2 separate regions of the Homo sapiens genome follow, and region 1 is linked to region 2. Evidence: chromatin loops called from intact Hi-C (ENCODE). Cell type or tissue: natural killer cell. All regions are shown on one strand. Links, peaks and the distances in the headings refer to the core of each region. The heading gives the core; the rest is flanking DNA. Region 1 overlaps LOC127814295 (a long non-coding RNA gene). Region 2 has its middle 13 kb from the start of NOS1AP.

The links. Hi-C counts contacts between places; a loop is a spot of excess contacts. Peaks named below come from ENCODE experiments on the same cell type or tissue, not always from the same donor. Only the 100,000 strongest peaks of a DNase experiment are listed, where the experiment ranks them.
Region 1: a loop joins it to region 2, with 10 times the contacts of the local background. A loop is called at or near these places in 7 of 110 quality-filtered maps.

Annotation. Positions count from the first base shown.
Region 1 is chr1:163,308,364-163,320,994 of GRCh38, reverse strand. It overlaps LOC127814295 (a long non-coding RNA gene), which reads left to right. Exons shown (of 5, transcript NR_182654.1): 2 at 1,704-1,813. It also overlaps a transcript of RGS5 not described here. Among named protein-coding and RNA genes, the nearest start is that of NUF2, 7.3 kb to the left of the region's middle. In natural killer cell, for the core only: CTCF peaks have their summits at 4,827 and 5,028 (motif pointing right); a DNase peak (open chromatin) is centred at 5,024.
Region 2 is chr1:162,050,854-162,063,484 of GRCh38, reverse strand. No RefSeq gene overlaps it. Among named protein-coding and RNA genes, the nearest start is that of NOS1AP, 13 kb to the left of the region's middle. RefSeq lists an enhancer at 6,994-7,508. In natural killer cell, for the core only: a CTCF peak has its summit at 7,319 (motif pointing left); a DNase peak (open chromatin) is centred at 7,324.

The sequences.
Region 1 (12,631 bases), core at 1,638-9,637, 1.3 Mb before region 2:
GGGACAGGAGAAGACGTAATAGGACTTGTATCTGGTCACAGAGTAGAGCATCATCTGGTGACAGTCGTGTGTTGGATGGGGAACCTGAACTGAATTATGTGAAAAAAGTGCTAGAAAGGTTGTATTGAATGTAGACACAAATTCCGCTGCTTTGTCCTGTCCTGAAGAACTAAACCTATTGATAGTGAAGTCTATACCAATTCTAAATAAAAATACATTTCATATCATTAGTTCAGGGCTTTTGTCTTTCCTTTCAATGTCTATTTACTGATGTAAGTCTCAAAGTCGGAATCTAGTAAGACCCAAAAGGACATTAAGAAAATAGATTTTAAAAAAATATTAGAGTCAGTGAGGAAAGCAGAAAAAAGAGACCTGTCTCATTGACACTTGCCAAATCAAATTGATTACTGATACATGCATAATTTCCACCAAATTATATGTCCTTAGAGGCAGGGAAGGGAACCATAGCGTAGTGACTGAGAGCACATCTCTACGGTCAAAGGGAGTTGGATTGAAATCCCTGATCACACCATTTACTACCTAGGTGGACTTAGGCGAGCTATTTAACCTAACTGAGCTCGTTTCTGCATCTTTAAAATAGGGTGACAGTTCTATCTGCTTTATACGGTATCATGAAGATTAAGTGAATTAGTTCCTGTAGAGTGCTTAATTAAGTGCCTGGCAAAATTGTGAGTACTTGAAAAGTATTAGCTGTTATTTTGACTATTATTATTTATACATGGTCCCTAGGAAAATACCTTGCAAGTGGCAAGTGCTCAACAAATGTCTAAATTGTCGTTGAGAATCTAGAAAAAAAACCAAGCGATTTATGTGAAAGCCAAGATTAGAATGGACCATGGAGAAAGAGAAAAATGAGGCAAAGGAAGAAAAGAGCAAGACAACCATTTTGTTATATCAACAATAAATATTGTTTATTTGGGGGTTAATATTACTATTGATGTGATAAATTGAGTTATATTAGAAGTAAATTATTTATTTAAAAAATGAGTGTTTATTCAAATTACCTTAATTAGAAGGTTAAATCTGACTTTTTAAAACTTTTAGTTGCCTGATACTGGTCAGTGTAAGGTAGAAGGTGGAACATCAGAATTCTCAACCTAGACATTAGTCTAAGAGTTTTGTTATCACCCATAAAAACACAGACTATTGCAGAAAACTTTAGTATTCTTTCTGATTGTAGCATCATAATTTTGTACCCTCACATGTGCTACATTTGCCCTACTATTTCATTTTCCCTGACAGCCCTCCTGCTAATACCTCCCTTCACAGCCTAGACTGCATGGTTTATCAGCATCCAAACTTCCTGTGTCTGATGCCTCTGACCCAGGTGCCTGTCAAAATCTTATCCGTGCATCTTGTCTATAAATTCTTAGCTGGAAACACTGGAGAAAATGACACAAAGTGATATATGACAGATTGTCAGTCTCCATCTTCAGCTCTTTCCCTGATTCCTGACAATCCTTTAATTTATCATCAGTAATTTCCCTGTCCTGTAACTTTCAGTGATTTCTCACAAACTTTACCCTTTCTTCATTCCTCTTCCCAACCTAAATTCCTCTCTTTAATAGAAAGTGACCAGAGTGGTCTTAAAGGTGTGTTTCAAGCACATAACACATTCGTATGCATCTGCAATTTGTTGTGTCTATTGCCTTTCTAATTTTAATTTCATGTTCCTTTTCTAGACTGCACTTTAAATTCTGGATGACAGACCTATCAGGACTGAGTGGACCTTTGAGTGACAAGATGGGGGTGTTCCAAAGAGACCATGGCAGCCTGCAGCTAGGACTTTAATGCAAGTGGTGATGCTGTGATATCTAGTGCTTTAAACAAATCTCTTTTTTTAAGTGACAGGGTTTCCAAATTGTTATTTCTACTTTAACAGATCAATAGGGACAAAAAGTTGATTCACTTGGTCTAATGTGGTAGGAATAGGTGAAATACTAAGACTGGATCCTACACTCTACTTCCCATCAGGCACCCATTCTTATGAATAGAGATTCCATAGGGGCCACACACAATCCCAGTACTTTTTTCCCAGTTAATTGAGAAAATTAAAGCCATCATACAATATATAACTTCCTCCCTCTCCACTTCTGTCAATGCCACATATATCCACCTGTCTTATTTGTCTGTCTCAGAAAATGAAATGTACTTCCTCCACCAATGTATGACCACTGTTTCTTGTTCTAGACCTCTCTTTTGCATTTGGTATCATTGATTAAACCCTCCTTGAAACTCGTTTTGCATTTCTCCCATCTTTTTCTACCTGTCTCATGCTTCTTGGGGGTCTTTTTTTCTCTGCCTACCCATTAAATAGTATTTCCCAAAGTTCCAACCTTGAGTTGTTTTCTGTCTGTATCTTCCCTGTGAGCACTGTCCACTCATTGTTTTAACCTATTTGCTCATGGATTCTAAAACTACTGCTATTCCTGACCTGTTCCTTGAAGTTCCGACTTTCGGGAGGCTCACGAGCCCTTCAAACTCTAATTTGTCCTTTGCTTTCATTTGTACTCCCAATTCTATCTCATCTCACTGCTTTCAGCCATAACTACTACCACCCCCACCTACACCGCCAAATCCATCTTGTAAGTAGCAGCCAGAATGACCAGTCTCAAATGTAAATCTATTTCACTTGCCTCCTTAAATTTCTAATCTTCCTCTGCAGTCACCTTCAAGATAGTCCAACTCCATGGCCTGGTGTGCTAGGGTCTTCATTATCTTGCCACTGTTTTCCTTCCCAGTCTTGTTTCCCTTTCCAGTACCATCTCCCATCCTACCCACTTCGCATTCATGAGGCTGCTTTACACCTGAGACCTTTTGCATTCTTGTTGACTTTGTCTGGACTATCTTTATTTTCTTTGGCTGACTCTTCCTTATCCTTACTAATTTTTTAGGGCTCTTGCAAGAAGCCTTTCCTTGTTCCATAGTCTGAGTTAGTTGACTTTTCTCTCTGCTTTCTTGACATTTGTGGGTTCATTCAGAAAATATTCATTGAACCCTTATTTTGTGCCAGACACTGAGCTAGATACTAGAAATATAATAATGAACAAGCAAATATGGCAATAACCAATCTAATAATTTCCTGACAGAGTTTACATTCTCATAGGGAAAAAAGAAAAAAAAAAAGGCAGTTCAGTCTTATTGGCTCCATGCTTGATAATAGCTAGGAATTGAAAGGGTAAAAAACAAGTATTCTAGATAGAGGCTAACAATGTTTATGAAGAAGAACACAGTCTAGGAACTGAGAGATTCTAGACAGGGGTGGAGAGGTAAACAGGGACCAGATCATGAAGAACATTAGTGATGATGTCACAAAGTTTGGACTCCTTCTTAAGGCTAATAGTAACTTTGAATGGTTTCAACATGATTAGGTTAGTATTTAGATGATGAATCGCTACTCTGAGAAAAAGAACTCAAAGGGCAGCAATACCAGCAAGAAGGAAACCAGTTAGGAGATAATTGTAGTAATCCAGGGAAAGAAAGATGGCAGTTTATACTGGGGCATTGCCAGTGTGGATAGAAATAGATCTCAGAAGAATTTTAGGAAGTAGAAGTGGCAAAACTTGGTGACTGAATTGTGAGGGCAGAAGTGGGAGAAATCAAGGATAGAGTTTCTTAAACAAGCTTTGGTGAAGACAGGGACTACCCTATTTGCTGTCATGTATCCACAGCTTAGCACAAATCTTTATACGCTGGAGATGCTTGATAAGTACGAGTGAAATTTTCTGGCTTGAGTACCCAGATAAATGGGATGCCAGTCTCTGATTTAGGTAACACAGAGGCAGACTCACTTGGGAGGTAACTGGTGATTCAGTTTTAAACATGTCTAGCTCAACATGCCTGTGAAACATACACATGACAATGTCCAGATACATGGCAATTGGATGAATGATTCTGAAACTCAAAAAGAGAGGTCTGAGATGGATTCTTTGCATACTTACAAAAAAAAAGTTTATGTTATATTGAAATGATCTGTTTTGTGCCTGTCTCCACTATTATACAGGGCTGGTTCTTAATGACCTTTGATGCTCCAACACCTAACACCATGCCTGGTACAAACTGCACACTCAATTAGTATTTGTTGTTGAACTGAACTCCTTTTGAGACATGATGCGTCTAACAAAGTAATAGTAGTAGCCTCTGAGGAGGGAAACTAGCAGGTCAGAGTGAAAAAGAAATTTTCTTTTTGTTGAATATATTTTAGTTCTTTTTGCCTTTTCCTCCAATGTATTTCTATTTCCTGAGAAATAAAAAGATGACATAAAAAGTGTTCTATTAGATTTTTGTGGACTTAATACCGAAAGCAATATTCCAACTATGTTCTAGTCACTATAGAGTGGAATATTAAAATGCTATCTGATATTATATCATATTAGCTTTTTTTTTTTTTGAGATAGGGTCTCACTGTGTTGCCCAGGCTGGTGTCATCATAGCTTACTGCAGCCTCAAACTCCTGTGCTCAAGCACCACATTACGTTATTGATTGGTTTACAAATTCTATGGTTGTATTATTGATGCCATCATTCAATTCACTTATATGAATTATGAACAGTAATAGCAAGATGAAGTGAAATTATGAACACACATTTTATATTAAGGGCATGAGACAAAATCTTTGAAACTATGTACTGTATTATGCGATATATACAAAATCTGCAAAAGCAAACAAGTGTCATTGTTTTATACCTGCCTAATGTTTCATATGAGAGGAAATAATGATACGTCTCTCCTATCAGCCAACATTTCTAGCTTGCTGACATAGGTAGCATTTAATATGCAAAACCCTTTAATCACAAATATCAGAAAGCACATCTTAACTGTAGTTATAAATGGGTAAGTAAAAATGCGTAATGCTTTTATATATTTTTGAGTTAGTATTGTAGTGTATAATTTTATATAAATGGTTGAGGCCATAGATATTTTGAAAGTACGCTAGTATTTAAAGAAAATGGTAAATTCTAGTAACACTTTTGAATATACAGCATATTCACTGGGTGGCGCTGTTGCATTAGTGTTAACCTTACATAGTTTGAAAGTTTTATTTCATTTTCATTCATAAAAGTAAATTAGAGTGATAAACATTGAACACAATGTTCTGGATGAAAAAAATTAGATTCTAAATTTATTGGCATTAGAATACATGTTTAGAGCCCAGGGTTAAGAAGAAAAATAGCGTTGAATTCAAAATAGCTATCTGCTTTTTATTACCCTTTCATCATTACAAGCCTGTTAATCCACTTGACTTCTCAGCTGTGTTCATCTTTATTAGTGGATTTCAGAACTGAGCTGTACATTTGCAATACAGTATCTTTGTTAAGGACTCGCATGGAATTCTTAGTTTGGAACTATAAAGTACCTATTCTTTGCTAATTTGTGATGAGCTCTAAACAAGATCCAAGGAAGCAAAAAGTTGCTATATTAAACTCTAACCTCTCTAGTATCATTTCCCCAACTTTCACAGCAAACTCTATTATTTTAATATAGTTAGTATAGAGAACCTTAGGAATTATCAGCTGAAACAAATTAGATATTCTTAAAATTTTTTGGTCAATGTGACTTTTTAAAATTCAGTTTTCTTTTGTAGAGATGGGGTCTCACTATGTTGGCCAGGCTGATCTCGAACTCCTGGCCTCAGGCAGTCCTACTGTCTTGGCCTCCCAAAGTGCTGGAATTACAGGAATGAGCCAACATACCCGGCCTAACTTCAATTTTTATATTCTGTATATTTTCAATATTAGTATTACAATATCCAGTGCTATTTTTCAGTTATTTCAAATGAGTTAATGAGATTCTCAGGAAAAATACTGATCTTAATGTAGTCTAATTTTATTTGAATAGTTTTTGGGGCACAGGTCCTTTTTGGTTACATGATTGAATACTTTATTAGTGATTTCTGAGATATTAGTACATCTGTCACCCGAGCAGTGATTGTACTCTAATTTTTAATTAGTTAGTTATAACACATTTTAGAAGGGTGTCTTAGTTCGTTCAGGCTGCTGTAACAAGCTGCCACAAACTGGGTACCTTAAAAGCAACAGAAATGTATTTCTCACAGTTCTGGAGGCTGGAAAGATCAAGGCCCTGGCAGCTTTGATGTCTGGTGAGGGCTTGCTTTCTGGTTCATACATGGCATCTTCTAGCTGTGCCCTCGCATAATGGAAGGCATGAATGAGCTTTGTTGGACCTCTTTTTTAAGGGCACTAGTCCCATTCATGAAGGCTCCCCTGTCATGAATTAATCATTTCTCAGAGGCCCCACCTCCTAATATCACCTTGGGAGTTGGAATTTCAAAATATGAATTTTGGGGAGACACAAATATTCATGCCATAGCAGAAGGGGAATTTTTAAAAAATGAAACTCATAATAACTATCATAAATCAGAAAAATTTGGGGATAAGTAGGTTTTTTTTGTTGTTGTTGTTGTTGTTTTGTTTTGTTGGTGTTTTGTCACAGTTCTGGTGCCATGTTATCATTCTCATGAATTCTTTATGATAGTGATTTATATTGTCTAGAGTACATTTTCTAATATGGACCCTTAGGAGAAAATCACTTCTAAGTTCTCTATATCTTTTTCAAATCCTGTTTTCTCAAAAAGGGGTCTAAGTCTATGCATTTCTATATAAGTACCAAGTAATATTATCTCATTTCATCTTTAGTCTTTGGAAAAATCAGCTGCCAGTTTTTCTTTACTCTTTATTAAGCAAATTCAACCTGGTAAACACAGTTTGACCATATATATTCAAAATTATTACCTGAATATTGTTCCTAGGACAATCCATTAAGATAATTTCCATTTATACACCTTTATACAATATTTTATAATAATGATAGTGCATATTTGCAGAAGATGTACCAGATGCCAGGTGTTCTCCATGTATTACCTCATTTAATTATCACAACAACTGCATGAAGTAGTTTCTCTTCCTATTCCATTTATAAACACACACACACACACACACACACACACACACACATATATATCTTATTTACTTTAAAGAAAACTGGAACAACTAGCTCAAGGTCACATATCTAGGAAACCAGGAAGACAAAAGTTGAACCCAAGTAATTAATGTTAGAAGCTCTGTCCCTAGCTCCTCTACTGTGCTTCCTAATCTCAAACGCTTACACTGGTGGAGGCAGTGTTAATTTTTGTAACCTGTGCAGCAGACCCTTTTTATGTTCTACAGATTTTATCCCTGAATCCTTCTAGAAAGGATTGTATCCTTAGATACCTACTATTCTACCACTTCCCTACAGTACAACACAAAAGATATAGACCTATGAAGGGTTCCTCAGTTCTGTGGGGAAGGGTTTAGTTGGTTGGATACTTTGAATTTCTTTGCTATGCTTTGTTGTTCAAGGGATTATGTGTCTCTCTCCCTCCATAAGCCTTTGGGTGGGTTGGCAGTCTTACACAGACCTTCTAGGCCTTCAGAGATGCCCTACATATGTATTGTCTCATTCCTGACTCTATTTTATTCCTCTGGAAGCCTCTAGGGTCTCTCCCATCCCTTTCTTTCCTAGAATCTCCTATCACTCCAAAGAGAGAATAAAGTTCTCTCTCAGTTTTCTTCCTTTGTGTTAAATATTTCACAGCTTAGTGATTTGTTGATTGCAGTTGCCTCTAGTTCTGTTCATTGGCTAGGGCTTTTCTGAAGATTTTCTCCTAGAGTTAGTATTAACTAAAACAAAACACATTTAACCACATATTCTACCCTGAGGATTAATTTTTTTTAAAGAAAATAACTATTTTTCTGCATGAGGAATTTATAATAACATAATTTTGACATTATTTCTTTAGAATAAACCAGACTATGTTGTGTTAAGAGACATTTCTACCCCAATTGATATTGAACTATTTATCTGAAGTCACTGTTTATCCCCTTACCACAGCTCAGGTGTAACGTTATATGGGGAATTAGTACATTTTATTTCACCCTGTTATATTTTTATTTTAGGTTGAAAGACAGAAAGTAGAATGGTAAACCATGCAGGTGATTAGCTAAGTAGAAAGTAGAAGTTTAAACTAAGATTCTAATCTCAAGATAAATCAGACTTGGCAGGTATTGCAGAGGTTTTGTGTGGATTACAAATACAATAGCCATCATGCCATCAACCAGAATTCATTGAATACATGCACTTGTCAGACCCTGTGTTTTCACAACCAAAAGTTAGGACAGATTACTTACCAGTACAAAATAATGTTTTCACTTTGGATTCTTCCCTGTGTGCGAAAATATAATGCTCTTATATCTGCTGGAGTCCAGATTCCTGTCTACTAATCCATTTTTCACATCATCACAATCTACCTTTTTTATCTAACCTAATCATCCAGTACTGTTTAAAATGTATTCTCTGCTTTAATCAGGCTAGTTTCCTTAAACAATCCTGGTTCATATCACTGTCGTTTTCAGTAGCTTACTTCTACCCTGTGCGCCTTGCTCCTTTTCCATTTAGGATTCCCTTTGCCCTCTTTTCAACCTAGCCAAATTTAGTTCAGCTACCACTTCTTTCACCAGTCCTTTAGTTTCCACTTCACTTCATACAGATCTTTCTTTTATTTAGTCTCCCATTACATATAACTACTATCTGTCCCACATAATTATTGTATTAGTCCGTTCTCACACTGCTATAAAGAACTGCCCAAGACTGAGTAATTTATAAAGAAAAGCAGTTTAGTTGACTCGCAGTTCAGCATGGCTGGGGAGGCCTCTGGAAACTTACAATCATGGTGGAAGAGGAAGCAGGCATGTCTTACATGGCAGCAGGTGAGAGAGCAAGTGAAGGAAGCCAAGGGGGAAGAGCCCCTTATAAAACCATCAGATCTCATGAGAACTCACTCACTATCATGAGAACAGCATGGAGGAAACCACCCCCGTGATCCAGCCACCTCCCACCAGGTCCCTCCCTCAACACCCGGGGATTACAGTTCAAGATGAGATTTGAGTGGAGACACAAAGCCAAACCATATCAATTATATATAAGCATATCTTGTTTTATTGCACTTCACATATCTTGTTTTATTGCACTTCACTTCATTATGATTTGCAGATACTGCATTTTTGACAAATTAAAGGTATGTGGCAACCCCACATTGAGCAAGTCTGTCAGTGCCATTGTTAACAGTGGCATGTGCTCAATTTGTGTCTTTGTCACATTTTGGTAATTCTCTCAATATTTTAAACTTTTTAATTATATATCTATTATGGTGATCTGCAATCGGTAATCTTTGATGTTACTATTATAATTGTTTTGGGGCACCAAGAACCACCCATATAAGAGAACAAACTTAATAAGTAAATATTGAGTGTGTTCTAACTGCTTCATTGACCAGCCATTTTCCCATCTCTCTCCCTCTCCTTGGGCCTCCCTATTTCCTGAGACACAGCAATATTTGAATTAGGCCAATTAATAACCATATAATGTCCTCCAAGCCTTCAAGTGAAAGAAAGAGTCAAATGTCTCACTTAAAATAAAAACTAGAAATGATTAAACTTAGTGAGAAAAGCATATCAAAAGCTAAGATAGGCCAAAAGCTAGGCCTCTTGTGCCAGACAGCCAATTTGTGAATGCAAAGGAAAAGTTCTTGGAGGAAATTAAAAGTGCTTGTCCAGTGAACACACAAATGATAAGAAAGCAGAACAGCCATATTGCTGATATGGAGAAAGTTTGAGTGGTCTGGATAGATCAAATCAGCCACAACATTTTCTTAAACCAAAGCCTAATCCAGAGCAAGGCACTTGCTCTCTTTAATTATATGAAGGCTGACAGACAGGAGGAAGAAGAAAAGTTTGAAGCTAGCAGAGGTTGGTTTGTGAGGCTTAAGGAAAGAAGCCATCTTTATAACATACAAGTGTGTTATGGTTAGGCTTTGTGTCTCCACACAAATCTGGTCTTGAATTATAATCCTCATAATCCCCATGTATCAAGGGAGAGATCAGGTGAAGGTAATTGGATTATGGGGTGATTTCCCCCCTTCTGTTCTTGTGATATTGAGTTGTCATGAGATCTGACGGTTTTATAAGGGGCTCTTCCCCCTTTGCTCGGCATTTCTCTTTCCTGCTGCCTTGTGAAGAAGGTGCCTTGCTTCCCCTTTGCATTCCGCCATGATTGTAAGTTTCCTGAGGCCTCCTCAGCCAAGCTGAACTGTAAGTCAATTAAACCTCTTTCTTTATAAATTACCCAGTCTCAGGCAGTTCTTTATAGGAGTATGAAAATGGACTAATACAAAGTGTAGAGTGAAGCAGCAAGTGCTAAGGCAGAAGCTGCAACAGATTATGCAGAAAATCTTGCTAAGATGATGAAAGTGACTACGCTAAACAACAGATTTTCAATGTAGACAAAACACCTTCTTTTGAAAGAAGATGTCATCTAAGGCCTTTTTTTTTTTTTTTTTTTTGAGACGGAGTCTTGCTCTGTCGCCCAGGCTGGAGTGCAGTCGCGCAATCTCTGCTCACTGCAAGCTCCACCTCCCGGGTTCATGCCATTCTCCTGCCTCAGCCTCCCGAATAGCTGGGACTACAGGCACCCACCACTGCGCCCGGCTAATTTTTTGTATTTTTTAGTAGAGATGGGGTTTCACCGTGGTCTTGATCTCCTGACCTCGTGATCCGCCCGCTTCGGCCTCCCAAAGTGCTGGGATTACAGGCGTGAGCCACCGCACCTGGCCCATCTAAGGACTTTCATAGCTAGAGAAGAGAAGTCATTGCCTGGCTGCAAAGCTTCAAAGGACAGAATGACTCTTGTTAGGGGATAATGCAACTGGTGACTTTAAGTTGAGGCCAGTGCTCACTGACCATTCTGAAAATTCTACAGCCCTTAAGAATTATGCTGAATCTACTCGGCCTCTACTCTGTCAATGGAACAACAAATCCTTGATGACAGCACATCTATTTAAAGCATGGTTTACTGAATATTTTAAGCTCCCTATTGAGACTCTGTCGAGACTGGAAAAAAGAGATTTATTTCATATTACTGCTCATTAATAATGTTCCTAGTCACCCAAGAGCCCTGATTGAGATTTACAAGGAGATTAATATTGCTTCTTGCCTGCTAATACAACATCTGTTCTGCAGCCCATGGATCAAGGAATAATTTCAAACTTCAAGTCTTATTATTTGAGAAATATATTTCATAAGGCTAGACCTGCTTCAGTGATTCCTCTTATAGATATGGCAAAGTAAACTGAAAACCTTCTGGAAAGGATTCACCATTCTAGATGCCATTAAGATCATTTGTGATTCATGGGAGGAGGTCAAAATGTCAATTTATTATAATAGGAATTTGGAAGAAGTTAATTCCAGGCCTTATGAATGACTTCATGACTTTAGTGGAGGAAGCACCTGAAGATGTGATGGAAATAGCAAGAGAACTAGAATTAGAAGTGGCACCTGAAGATGTGACTAAATTGCTGCAATATTATAATAAAACTTGAATGGATGACGAGTTGTTTCTTTTGGATAAGAAAAAAAAAAAGGTTTCCTTAGATGGAATCTATTGCTGGTAAAGATTCTCTAAACATTGTTGAAATGACAGCAAAGGATTTAGAATATTACAAAACTTTGTTGATAAAGCAGTGGCAGGGTTTGAGAGTACTGACTCCAATTTTGTAAGAAGTTCTATGGGTACAATGCTATCAAACACCATCACATTCTACAGAGAAATCTTTCATGAAAGGAAAAGTCAACTGATGTGGCCAACTTCATTTGTTGTCTTATTTTAGGAAATTGCTGCAGCCACCTAAACCTTCAGCAACCACCACCCCCGCTTTTTTTTCTGTCACCCAAGTGGGAGTGCAGTGGCACTACCATAGTTCACTGTAACCTCTATCTCCCCAGCTCAAGTGATCCTCCTGCCTCAGCCTCCCAAAGTGCTGGGATTACAGGCATGAACCACTACACCCAGCCTATCAGTCATCACCCTGATCAGTCAGTAGTCATCAATACCAAGGCAAGACCCTCTATAAGCAAAAAGATGATGACTCACTAAAGACTCATATGAGCATTAGCATTTTTTAGCAATAAAGTATTTTTAACTTAGGATTTGTGTATTTTTAGACATAATATTTTTGTACATTTAACAGACTATAGTGTAAACATAACTCTTTATATGCACTGAGAAACCAAAAAATTTGTGTCATTCCCTTTATTGTGATACTCACTTTATTGCAGTGGTGTGGAACTGAACCTGCAATATCTCTGAGGTATGCCTGTACATAATTATGTACTATTTTATATTGGTTTTGAGTCATTTCATGCAGGTAAATTTGATTATCTCAATTAAATTGCAATACCTTTAAAGTCAAAGACTGAGTCTTATTTGGACTTTTTATTCTCATGACAGTGAACTATTGGCATGGCTCAATCCATTGACCTGTTTTGGTTCCTGATGAAGTTTTGTTAATTTAAATGAGAAAAATAAGGACAGTGAAGTAAGTTTTTTATAAAACTAAATTTATTTGGCTTATAAAACAGTTTAATATTATGCCTTTCCTATATTTTTTGTGTTATCTCTTTTTCTAGATGATTATAATAGATGATAATTTTTAAATGTTTCTATTTGTCAAAGTACAACATTGTCCATCCTGTGTCAGTGTCTAACTTTTCCTTGT
Region 2 (12,631 bases), core at 3,111-11,110:
CTTTATAAATCCTACATTCTTAAGATGACACGAGGGCTGTAAAAAGACTACGGAAAACCTTATAAATGCAATATAAATTAATGTTATTTTCAGATCTCTCTTTGTTGGTGAAAAACTTTTAGGTAGTTTTGTAGTTGCTTAAAAACATAAAGCTTGCTCTGGACCCTCCACTAGTGTGCTTTTAAAAAGCAAGCAAGAAGAGGAGAGGAAAGGAGAGAAGAAAAGAAAAGTACAGATGCACAGTGCAACCAGGTGTGTTTGGACCTTAATTTTCCCTCCCAGGTTCAAGATCTCCCACTTTGAGTTTTATGTGTCCTGAGAGCTCAATTTCAGTTACCCCAGACTTTGATTAGCATAACAGGTTCTCACCATGCTCTAATATTGTCTTTTGAACTCCACACAAAGGGAGAGGCACAATATGTTTTCTAAAAATTACAGGCATTTCAGGACAACTAGCAAATTAAGTGTTCAGGTCTCATCCAGATCCAGCTTTAGCAGTTTTCCATCATTAACAACTGCCTCACTCCCTTAAAAGGTCCTGTAATCTCTTTTATAAATCTCTTGACATCACCAGCTGGCCCCTCTCCACACCACTCAGAGCGTTTTTCTTGAAACAGTGCTGGAGGGGCCTCAGGATTTTCCACCTCTCTGAGCAGCCGTGCTGTGCCATTCACTGGCCGAAGGCAGCCTCTGTAATCTGAGCTTCACATAAATGATAACACTTTAACTGCAGCCAAGTTTAATTCAGAACAAATGTTCCCCATGCTCATACCTTTTTGGAAAAGCAGCCCAGTCTAACAGCTAGAACAGTGATGGGGTTCAGAGCCAGAGTGGGGGTGGGGTGGGATCTCTAAGTGCAAATCTGACTGCCCATACTAATATGCTGGGCTGCTGTAGTCCAGTCATCTGCCTGCCTGTGGCCCTGTGTCCATGTGTGAGACGGAGGCATAATTCTCCATCACTGTGTATTGTACGTCTACCATATATTCCAGGAAATGTTCTTACCAAGCCTGATGGTAAAATGGAGTATTCTAGTTAGTCAAATATTCTGGTTAGTGGGAAGTTACCATGGATATAAAATTTACTGATGAGAAGGCGATCATAAAAAGCTCGTTTCTGAGCAGACATGTGTATACCCATGTTCATAGCAGCATTATTCACAGTAATTTTCCCAAAAGAAGAAACAATTCAAATGTTCATCAATAGATGAATGGATTAAACAAAATGTAGTGTATATATGCAATGGAATATTATTCAGCCTTAAAAAGAAAGGAAATTTTGACATATACTACGACATGGAAGAAACTTGAGGACATTAGGCTAAGTTAAATTAGCCAGTCACAAAAGGATGAATACTATGATTTCACTTACATGGAGTACCTATAACAAGTGAATTCATAGAAACAGAAAATAGGATACAGGTTATCAGAAGCCAGGAAGAGGGGATAATGTACAGTTATTGTTTAATGGGTATAGACTTTCTGTTTGGGATGATAAACGTTATGGAGATAGTGGTGAATTCACTTAATGTCACTGAGTTATTAACTTAAAAATGGTTAAAATAGGCCAGGCGAGGTGGCTCATGCCTGTAATCCCAGCACTTTAGGAGGCCAAGGTGGGTGGATCACTTGAGCTCAGGAGTTCAAGACCAACATGGAGTTCTAGGCAACATGGCAAAACCCCATCTCTACAAAAAATTCAAAAATTAGCCAGGTGTGGCAACATACACCTATAGTCCCAGCTACTTGGGAGGCTGAGGTGGGAGGATTGCTTGAGGCCAGGAGGTGGTTGCAGTGAGCCAAGATCGATCGCCTACTGCATTCTACCCTGGGTGACAGAGTGAAATCTTGTCTTAAAAAAAAAAGATTAAGGGCTGGGCATGGTGGCGCACGCCTGTAATCCCAGTACTTTGGGAGGCCCAGGCGGGCAGATCACGAGGTCAGGAGATAGAGACCATCCTGGCTAACATGGTGAAACCCCGTCTCTACTAAAAATACAAAAAAGTAGCTGGGTGTGGTGGCAGGTGCCTGTAGTCCCAGCTACTCAGGAGGCTGAGGCAGGAGAATGGCATGAACCCGGGAGGCAGAGCTTGCAGTGAGCCGAGATCGCTCCACTGCACTCCAGCCTGGGAGATACAGCGAGAGTCCATCTCAAAAAAAAAAAAAAAGAAAAGAAAATTAAAATGGCTTTTTAAAAAGCAAGTTTCCAAAGATATTATAACACTTCCTTAAATAAGGTGTTTGGGTTTCTTGTGTAACTACAGGGTCACTGTTACAAATGTCAACCATTATTCTGCTGATGAGCAGATATTCTGGTCAGATATTCTCATCAAGACTATCTTAAATCAACAAGTATGTACTACTTTGTGACATTCAAATTCTTCAGAATGCCAGTTAGAATAATAAACAGACTAATAAAAATGCCACACTTTGGGATATTAGAATACTCGAAACCCCATTTGAGACCATCTCAGGTGCTACCCAAGGCAGTTTGTATGGTTATTTCCATGGAGGTTTTGAAATATTTTATTGCCTGAAGGGCTATATGAAACTGGTTTCCATCTGAACATCCGTGGCAGGGTAAACTGTCTCTTATGTTGGAGATGGATGTTACTTCGTTCGGTGTGCATTTAGTGAGTGCCTGCTATGTGCCATGGTTGTGTGAGACATCTGATCATTTAGCCAACAGATATTTATTAGTTGCTGACTGCATGCTCTGTCAGCTCATTAGTCTGCATGCTCATTAGTTGCATGACTGAATGGCTCTTCACAGTGGAAAGAAATAGATGAAACAGTTCTTGTTCTGGAGGAACTCACTTTGATCTATCAAGGAGTTAAGACTGATATTCCGATGGTATAAAAATAAAGCACTAAAAGTGCTTCAGAGGGCACAAAAGTGATACCATGGAGTTCAGAGCAGGAGAGATCACTTTGTATGGCAACCAGGGGTGGGTGGAGGTGGAGAGTGGGAGGAGACACAGAAAATGTCACAGGGGAGGCAGTACTTGAGCTTGGCATTAAAGGATTCTATTACTTCCATGGGCAAGATCAGAAAAGCCCATTCCAGGTAGAGGAAGTGGCCAACCAGACTATTGCTGACCATCACTCAATATACTTGAGGCCACAGTGCCCTCCTGTCCCCTCTGCAGATACATTTTGAGGTTACCTGAGACTTTGTGGTCAACCAATGAGTCCTGCTCCGTTGTCCACTGAGCTCTGCAGTCCTTCCCGAGTTACCTCCAGGGGCCTGGCCACAGAGGATTAGAAGTGAAATGAGCCAGGCTTGCCAAGACCTGTCTGAGCTCAGACCTCTGTCCCGTGGTTTCGTATCCTTGGGCCAGAAAATGATGAGGGTCCCAACAAAGGACTTGTCCTCCTATTTTAGCCAATAGAGGACAAAGAGAGAAAAAGTGGTTATTTGTTTCAGGGTCACAATTCCTCAGAGAAAAGAAAATGTAATGGTCTGGGTAGAGAATGAAGTCTGAACTTGTCCACCAACCTATTTTACACATTTGTGGATGCACATGCTTGCACACACACGCATACATGATTTCATTGGCAAGAAGGAATTGCACCACCTCTGTCGTGTACTCACTGGCAGGGTAAAAATCCTTTATTTCACAACACAAATCCCCCAGCAGTGATTACCCCTTGACATCTGAGAGTTGCGCTCTGATAGTGCATGTTTCCTTGAGGTCTGCTTTTGTGGAGGGAAGGTGGGCCTGGCCCCCCAAGGAAGGGAGGGGAAAGCATGTGTACTGATCTGCCACATGCTTGAAGGTGCCCAACACTTTTACTGATCTTATCTCCTTTAATCCTCACACCCACTCTGGAGGCCAGGCATTACTGACTCTACCTGTAACTAAGAACTAAGACTTCAAACTTGTGCTCATATGTTTAAAGTCCACGTGGCATCCAAGTATGGGAAAAGACGCAGGGAGAGGCACCAGAGGCAAACTTTTCCAAATATGCAATTTTGCCCAAGGTTGACCCCATGCATGTGTGTATATGTATGAACACACACTCATACACACACACACACACACACACACACACACAAAGACTTATAAGTATGAGCCCAGTCATCACACTGCCTGAGTTTGAATTTTGGTCAAATTCAAACCTCTCTGTCCCTTAGCTTCCTCTTCTGTAAACTAGAAACAATTACTGTATGATGTTTGAGATGCCTCATAATAATATGGGATGGGGGGAGGTAGGTGGGCATATAGATGAAGCAAAATTGGCCATCAGTTGATTATTGTTGATGAGTTGATCATTGTACATGAGGTTTTATCATATTTTGTGCTCTATTTTTGTATATGTTTAGAATTTTCCATCTTAAAAACTTGTAAGCAGCATTATTCACAATAGTCAAAAGGTGGAAACAACTCAAATATTTATTAGTGATAAATGGATAAGCAAAATGTATTTACATATCATGAAATATTATTCAGCCTTAACAAAGAAGGAAATTCTGACACATACTACAATGTGGATGAAACTTTAGGAATTACACATGCTAAATAAAATAAGCCAGTCACAAAATGACAAATACTGTATGATTCTACTTGTGTGATGTACTTAGTATAGGCAATTTCATGGAGACCGAAAGTAGAAGAGTGGTCACCAAGGCCTGGAAGGAAGGGGAAATGGGGAGTTATAGTTTAATAGGTACAGAGTTTCTGTTTGGGATGATGAAAAAGTTGTGGAAATGAATAGTGGTAACGGCCATGCAACGTTGCAAATGTACTCAATGCCATTAAACTGTACACTTAAAAATGGTTAAGATAAATTTTGTTATGTATATTTTACAATAAAAAAGTTTTAAAACAATGAGATTATGCATGTAAAACAGCACAGTTTCTGGCATGTTGTAAGCTCTCAGTTGATATCTGTTATTATCAGATGCATGCCATGGTGGCATTAGTGGTGCGTTGAGACAAGAAGGTCCATCCAGCCTTTCAAAGATGTGTTTTGGGAATACATTACATTGGCTGGTGCCCAGGATTTCTCCTCCTAGGCCCTGTGTCCAAACCTATGCATGCCTGTATTACCTGGCTCTACAACTATGGTATATGCAATTTCTTGGCACACCAGGGAGGCATTCATGGCCTACTGGGTTACAAAACAATAAAGTTTCTGGTCACCATGGCTAGCTGTCATGTAAGTTGTAGGTTACCACGATGAGGTAGAAGTAGATCTCCTGCGTAAAGTGGAGAACTAGCAGATAATTTGTGGGTACCCCCAGGTCCCCTCCCAGCCTACTACAAAAGGTGATTTCCAGAGACCAGCATGCCCTACCAGGCTGCCAAGTCATAATGCAAGGATTCAGCCCGCACACAGGTGCTCTTGAGCCCTTTTAAAAACTTAATTTGCTAACACCTGCAGTCACCCAGTAGAAGTAGTTTTAGCAAGGCTGCAGGGGTCCCCAAAACACCACCATGTGTGAAAAGTAATAATCCTGGCATTCTGGTATGCACCTACCGCCTCTGCCTTTCATAATAATAATAGTTTATTTTCAGTCCATGCCGTATAGTTTTAAAAAGCCTTTTGTTTATATTTGTTTATATTTCACCTAATCCTTATGAGAACCTTCTGAGAGAGGTACAAGTATGGCTCCCATAGTGCAGAAGAGGAAACTGAGGCTGGGGAAGATTATAGGGTTTTTCCGAGATCACATAGGTATAAGCACTGGAGCCAGGTCTGAAGGCAAGCCACCCTCCATGCTCACCCCACGCCTTCTGTGTATTCCTTCTCTTTAGTCCTTGACTTTTATAACCCTCTCCACTGTACCCCTATCTACCTGTGGCTCCCTTGATAGGAGGGACTTTCTGAAAGAAGACATGTCTACAAAGCAAGATCAAAGAAAAGGTACTTTGCTTTCCTTATGGCTCCCTAGGGAAAGTGTCAAGTTCTTGAATTTGGAATGGCAACTCCCTCTCAAAAAGCCTTTTAGGGATCCCACTACCTTGATGCCTCTCTAAGCACTATTACTCCCCAGACTTCTATCTTGCTTTACTGACCCATATCCCACCTGACATCCCTACAAGGCAAGGAGCAGAATTTTGATGTCGCCCCCAACTGAATGGTAACGTGGTTTTTTCAGCATTCAGAACATCCCCTGCTGTCTCTATCTATCCTCTGGCATTCACAACATATAAGACTACCGTTTGCTCCCATTCCCCACATATTCTCCATACAGTCCTTTAGCAACACTTTGGATTCTGAGTTTAACCTACATACAAGTGCCATCTGGGACAGTGAAATACACCCCACTGACCTGCAACCAAGTTCTCTCTGCTCGGGGGCCAAAGACTTCCACTCCTAAGAGTTGTGCCTGAATCAGAATTGCCTTTACTACCCTCACAGCCAAGACTCTCCCACTCGGCGCTTGCTCTTTCTTTCGTTAGTTGACTCATGAATGAATGAATGATTCATTTTTCCAAGATTAATGCTATAGACATGCATTTTGTCTTCCTACCTCAGTGAGTTGGTGTGAACCAAAATATTATGTACAATTCAGGTATGGAAATGAAATGTCAAGGAAAGTTCATTTGTGACTCGGAATACTATTGAGACACCCACCCACATCTCAACAGGGCTATTGAGTGCTACCAAAGCCCCCTTAGCTTGTATTGTGTTTCATAGCTATTATTTCATACACAGCTTGGACAGGCAGAGGATAGTTACAAAAAGGTTATGCAATCTTTCTCAGGTCCTTTTCCTAGCATCAGTTATGATTCTAAATTAGGGAGAGCTTGTGACATTTCCACTCTGATTTATCTCCTGAGCCTCATTTTCTTCATTTACTCTTTGTCAGCACCTGCCCCCTGCTCCCAGCCATCTTGCCATAACCAATTTCTGGTCATGTCGAGGTCAGGGCTCAGGACCGGAACACTTTCAAAGGCTCCAGGAAATAAGAATCTATGCCGTTCTATCATTTCCAGTTTTTCCATGATTTAGGGCAATTCAAAGCCCTAAATATAGAAGAAGCCATCTGGGTCAGCTCTTTCTACCCCTGGCCTTTTTTTGGGTTGGTGCAAAGATAATTGAGGTTTTGGCCATTACTTTTAATACATGGGAGGAAGCTGAAGCCCGGGGAAGTTAAATGGCTTTTGAAAGGCACACAGCTAGCTGAGAGCAGAGCTGAAGCCATAGCTCAGGTTTCTGGGTCCCGTCATCATCCCACTAACCTGGCAGAGCTCTGCAAGGCTATGGCCCCCAAGCAGGGCTCCCCTGGCTGGCCAAACATCGCCTGTTCATGGGTCACTCAGCTGATGGCTGCCTAGTTCCCTGCTGTTCTGTGGATGGCAAAACAGTCTCTGGTGCCCTCAAGAGGCAGAACTGAGTAGTGGTGCCCTCCTAAAAGATCTAGATGCAGCCTGAGAAATGAACCCTCAGATCCACCTCCACCCCCATTTTACAGAACACATTGGATTCATCTTTTTATTTTAAAGATCATGAAACATGTTTAAGAATATCAAAATATATTTGAAACACAAACTTCCCCTAATGCCCTCAAAAGCATAGACTAGAGGCCGGGCGCTGTGGCTCACGCCTGTAATCCCAGCACTTTGGAAGGCTGAGGCAGGCGGATCACAAGGTCAGGAGATCGAGACCAGCCTGGCCAATATGGTGAAACCCCCATCTCTAGTAAAAAAAAAAAAAAATACAAAAATTAACCAGGCAGGCAGCATGCGCCTGTAATCCCAGCTACTCAGGAGGTTGAGGCAGGAGAATTGCTTTAACCCAGGAGTGGAGGTTGCAGTGAGCCAAGATCACACCACTGCACTCCAGCCTGGGCAACAGAGCAAGACTCCATCTCAAAAAAAAAAAAAAAAGAAAAGAAAAGAAAAGAAAGCATAGACTAGAACTAGAGCCTGGACCCCTGTGAGAACCAAGAAGCCCGTAGGCCCAGGCCATGTGCCTACTCCCCTGAGAACCTCTCCAGAACCTAAACTTGAAAGGTGTGAGCAGAAAGGAAAGGTGGTGAGGTAAGGTAACTCCATGGATAACCAGGTGCTGGCTTCTCTCTTGGTCATAGGAGAGCCACAGCACTGCCTTCTCATCAAAGGCTGGAAAAACCTATGTTCAGGATGCACAGCCCTGGGTGGTGAGTCGGGGCTGACTCATAGTAAACAAGAAATGGGCAAGAATATCTCCCTGGTGGTGTCCTGAAGCCCTGGCCTCCCTAGAGGTGCTGGGAAGGGAAGTGTGAGAGTACTACAGGAATGTGCACGGGAAGGAGGAAAGGAACCAACAAAGGGTGATCTAGATGGGGGGGACCACGGGTGGAGGAGTCAGGAAGGCCTGGGAGTTCTCAGAGCAGCAGTGACAGGGGGTGAGCCCAAGCCATCAGCTTCATTGCTAAGAGCTATAAGGAACCCAGGGCTGTCTGCATCTTTGTTCTGTAAAAGACATCTAGACACTGGGGCCTTTACTAACCACTCACACATACTCTATGCAAGCAAAATTAATTGTTCTATTGTCTATTCCCATAGCCCTGTGTAGACACTTACCTTGTGTTACATTTTGTTTCATATCTGACTCCAACTATCCAATTCGACAAATATTTATCCAGTGTTTCTGTTTGGCAGGGACTGTGCTGCCACAAAAGACTTAAGCAACTCTGTCTCATTTGTCTCTAAGTCTCCTGCACTGCCAGCAAAATGCAACTTGATAACTATTAGATTTAAATACTGTATTTTTAGGCAGGACAAATAGAGATGCTGATTCCATTTGTGAAGTATGGGATTCTAGGCACTTGGGTTTCTAGTTCATAGTTCTATGTGTTGTTCTTATATATGTGGCCAATGGGGGCCGTCCTCTCCCTGACCCTCTACTGTCTTTTTCTTCCTCATCCTCACTCTAAGGAAGATGGTTGTATCAGTCAGGGTTATTAACCCCAGCTTCTGTCACAAATAATCCCTAATCTCAGTAACTTAGCACAATAAAAGTTTATTTCTCACATAAATTTTTTTAAATATTTTAAAATTATACTTTAAGTTCTGGGGCACATGTACAGAACGTGCAGGTTTGTTACATAGGTATACATGTGCCATGGCAGTTTGCTGCACCCATCAACCTGTCATCTACATTAGGTATTTGTCCTAATGCTATCCCTCCTCCTCTCCCACCCCACACCCCGACAGGCCCCGCCCGGTGTGTGATGTCCTCCCTGTGTCCATGTGTTCTCATTGTTCAGCTCCCACTTATGAGTGAGAACATGCAGTGTTTGGTTTTCTGTTCTTGTGTTAGTTTGCTGAGAATGATGGTTTCCAGCTTCATCTGTGTCCCTGCAAAGGACATGAACTCATCCTTTTTTATGGCTGCATAGTATTCCATTGTGTATATGTGCCACATTTTCTTTATCCAGTCTATCATTGATGGGCATTTGGGTTGGTTCCAAGTCTTTGATATTGTCTCACATAAATTTGAAGATTCTGTTTCTTCACACACTTCCAGGCACAGCAAAGCATAATGGCAAGTCACAGATTCAGACATTCCTGGTCAAGCTGCTCTCCTTGGCAGCTCTCTCCTAAAGTGGCAACTCAGCATCCAGGCTCCTTCTATCCTGTGGCTCCACCATCCCCTAGGCCCTCCTTGTCACCTCTCCTGGATCCTCTGCATTCAGCCAAATGGCAGTCAAAGAAAGAGATGAAATGCCCTGTACCTGGAACATAACCACCTCAGCCCAGAGGTGACACACATCCCTTCTGCTTAAGATCTCTTGATGAGAACTAGTAGCATGGTCCCTCTCACATGTGCCGGAAGCTGAGATGGGTTCTCAGGCTGGAAAGTTGCTTGCTAGCAGTAATTCCATCTCAGAAGGGAACAAGAATTTTTGGTGTAGTTGGCTCTGACGAAACAGTACTTTGGAACAATTAAGCATGAAAAGTTCTGCCATGAGAGACAGAGAAAGCAAAAGAAATATTGTCTTATAAATACTATATTCTGTAAAATCTGGAAAAACAACCTGTTCCTGGGGAGATTTGTCTAGAATGATCAACTGTACCCCCAAGGATCCTCTGTAACCCTGCCAGGATCTCCATAGAGTTGCTCCCCTGGGTTACCAGGAAGTTGGAGCTAGAACCCAAGGGTACAAATACAGATGAGTGGGAGCAAGGGTGCCTGCCGACCAAGTGCCCTTCAAGACTGGCTCTCTTCAGACTGAAAGGAAGTCTTACTTGATGGGAAAGGCAAAGAACCCCTCTCTGTCATTCTTTGGAAACAAGACTGTCTTCTTTCAAGTAAAAATTCTGTCCCTTCTCACACTTCCAGGCACAACAAGGTATAATGGCAGGTCACACATACAAGTAAGCTCCCTGTGTCAGAATTTCTGAGCTGAGAAAAATGGATGACTGACTGAAACCTTTGATATGAAAGGAAGAAGCGGTCTGAGGAATCAGCTTGAGAGAAAAAGGAAGCCCTGACTTCCTCTGCATGCCTTCACTGGTCCAGAAAGAAATGGGTTTGGAGCCACTGATATCTACATCTCTTCCTTTAAAATATGAGACCTAAACATCAAAGGGTTCTCTGGTCTGAGGCATGGGTTTGCACATAGAGGTGATGACTTATCAATAATATATTTTAAATTGAGTGCCAATTAGGCTACAGGAAATAATATAATTAAAATTTAGAGACAGCTCTAAAACTTGATTGAAGACCTGGAACAGTCGGTTTGAAGTGAAGTGAATAATGCTTCACTCTTTTGCCAAAACACAGATATAAATATTACCCAAGCCTAAAATCCTGCCCAATCAGCTGCTTGTATGGAGCTATGGGAGAGATGGAGGGGAAGAGGGGGAAGAGTTTGTTAGAAGGCTACAGATAAGCCTTATGCAATGAACCAACTAACAATGTGGGAAATGGGCCTCCTAGAAAAGGTGGATCCTATGGAGTGAACTCTCTCCCTTCCCTGGAGCTACCAAGGAGAGGAAAAAAAGAGGGAAGGGCTAAACAGATATTGATGTCACAGCATCATCACCCTTGATGCTGACCACTAAACACTAACCTGTGGCTCCTAAATTCTTTCTGCACAACTATAAGACTAATCCAAAAACCTAGGTGGGGGACTGGCCTGTAAGTAGGGGCTGAGTAGCTCTAGCTATAAAGGATTTACAAGTAGGGACTGGGTACACATTACATTATCATCATCAGAGAATGCAGTATGAAGCATCCTGTATGGTTAGTGGAGTTTGAATTAAGATTAAAAAGGATGTAATTCTTAATTCACAACTAAGAAATTGACATTGGGACAATCCACAGAGGTCATTCACATTTCACCAGTTTTACATGCACTCATGTATGTGTGTGTGTAGTGATGTTCAGTTTTATTGCATGTGAGGCCAGGTGGTGGCTCATGCCTATAGTCCCAGCACTTTGGGAAGCTGAAGCAGGTGGATCACTTGAGGCCAGCCTGGCCAACATGGTGAAACCCCGTCTCTACTAAAAATACAAAAATTAGCTGGCTGAGGCACAAGAATCACTTGAACCCAGGAAGTGGAGTGAGCCAAAATCACGCCACTGCACTTCATCCTGGGTGACAGAGCGAGACTCTGTCTCAAAAAAAAAATTGCATATGTAAATTGACGTGATCACGAATATAATCAAGATACAGAACTGCTCCACCACCATAAGGCTCTGTTATTGCCCTTTATAGCCATCCCTACCCCATCCCCCATCTCTAACCCGTGGCAACCACTAATCTGTTCTCCATCTCTATAATTTTATTTCAAGAATATTGTGTAAATGGAATCATATAGTATGTGACCTTTTGAGATTGGCCTTTTTCACTCAACATAATTTTTTTGAGATCCATCCAAGTTGTTGCATGTATCAATTGTTTGTTCCTTTTTATTGCTATGTAGTACCCCATGGTGTGGATATACTACAGTTTGTCCATTCGTCTGCTGAAGAACATTTTGGTTGTTTCCAGTTTGGGTCATTTACAAATAAAGCTACACTTAACAACAACAATAACAAAAGGATATACTTCTTGTCTTCTAAACCAATGATTCAAACTTAGTGCAAATAAGAATCATCTTGGGTATGGGGAGGAGAATGTATTGAAAAGCTAATTCCCAGGGCCCCAGCTAGAAAAGTACTCTGGGATTGGACCAGATGTCTGAATTTCTAGTAAGCATGACTAGGTAATTCTCAAATACATGCTAGGGACATAGTTGAAAACAACTACGGGCTAAGAGGCTACAGTCTGATGGATTTGACAGAAATAAAAATAATTTCTATCATCATCCAGGAAATATATATATATATACATATATATATATATATGTATATATATATATTTTTTTGAGATGAAGCCTTACTCTGTTGCCCAGGCTGGAGTGCAGTGGCATGATTTCAGCTCACTGCAACTTCTGCCTCCCTGGTTCAAGCAATTCTCCTGCCTCAGCCTCCCGAGTAGCTGGGACTACAGGCTCACACTGCCATGCCCAGCTAATTTTTTGTATTTTAATAGAGATGGGGTTTCACCATGTTGCTTGGGCTGGTCTCAAACTCCTGAGCTCAGGCAATCCACCCATCTCGGCCTCCCAAAGTACTACGATGACAGGTGTAAGCTACTGCACCCAGCTGAAAAATAATTTTTCCTAAAAGGAAAAACAGCCTTG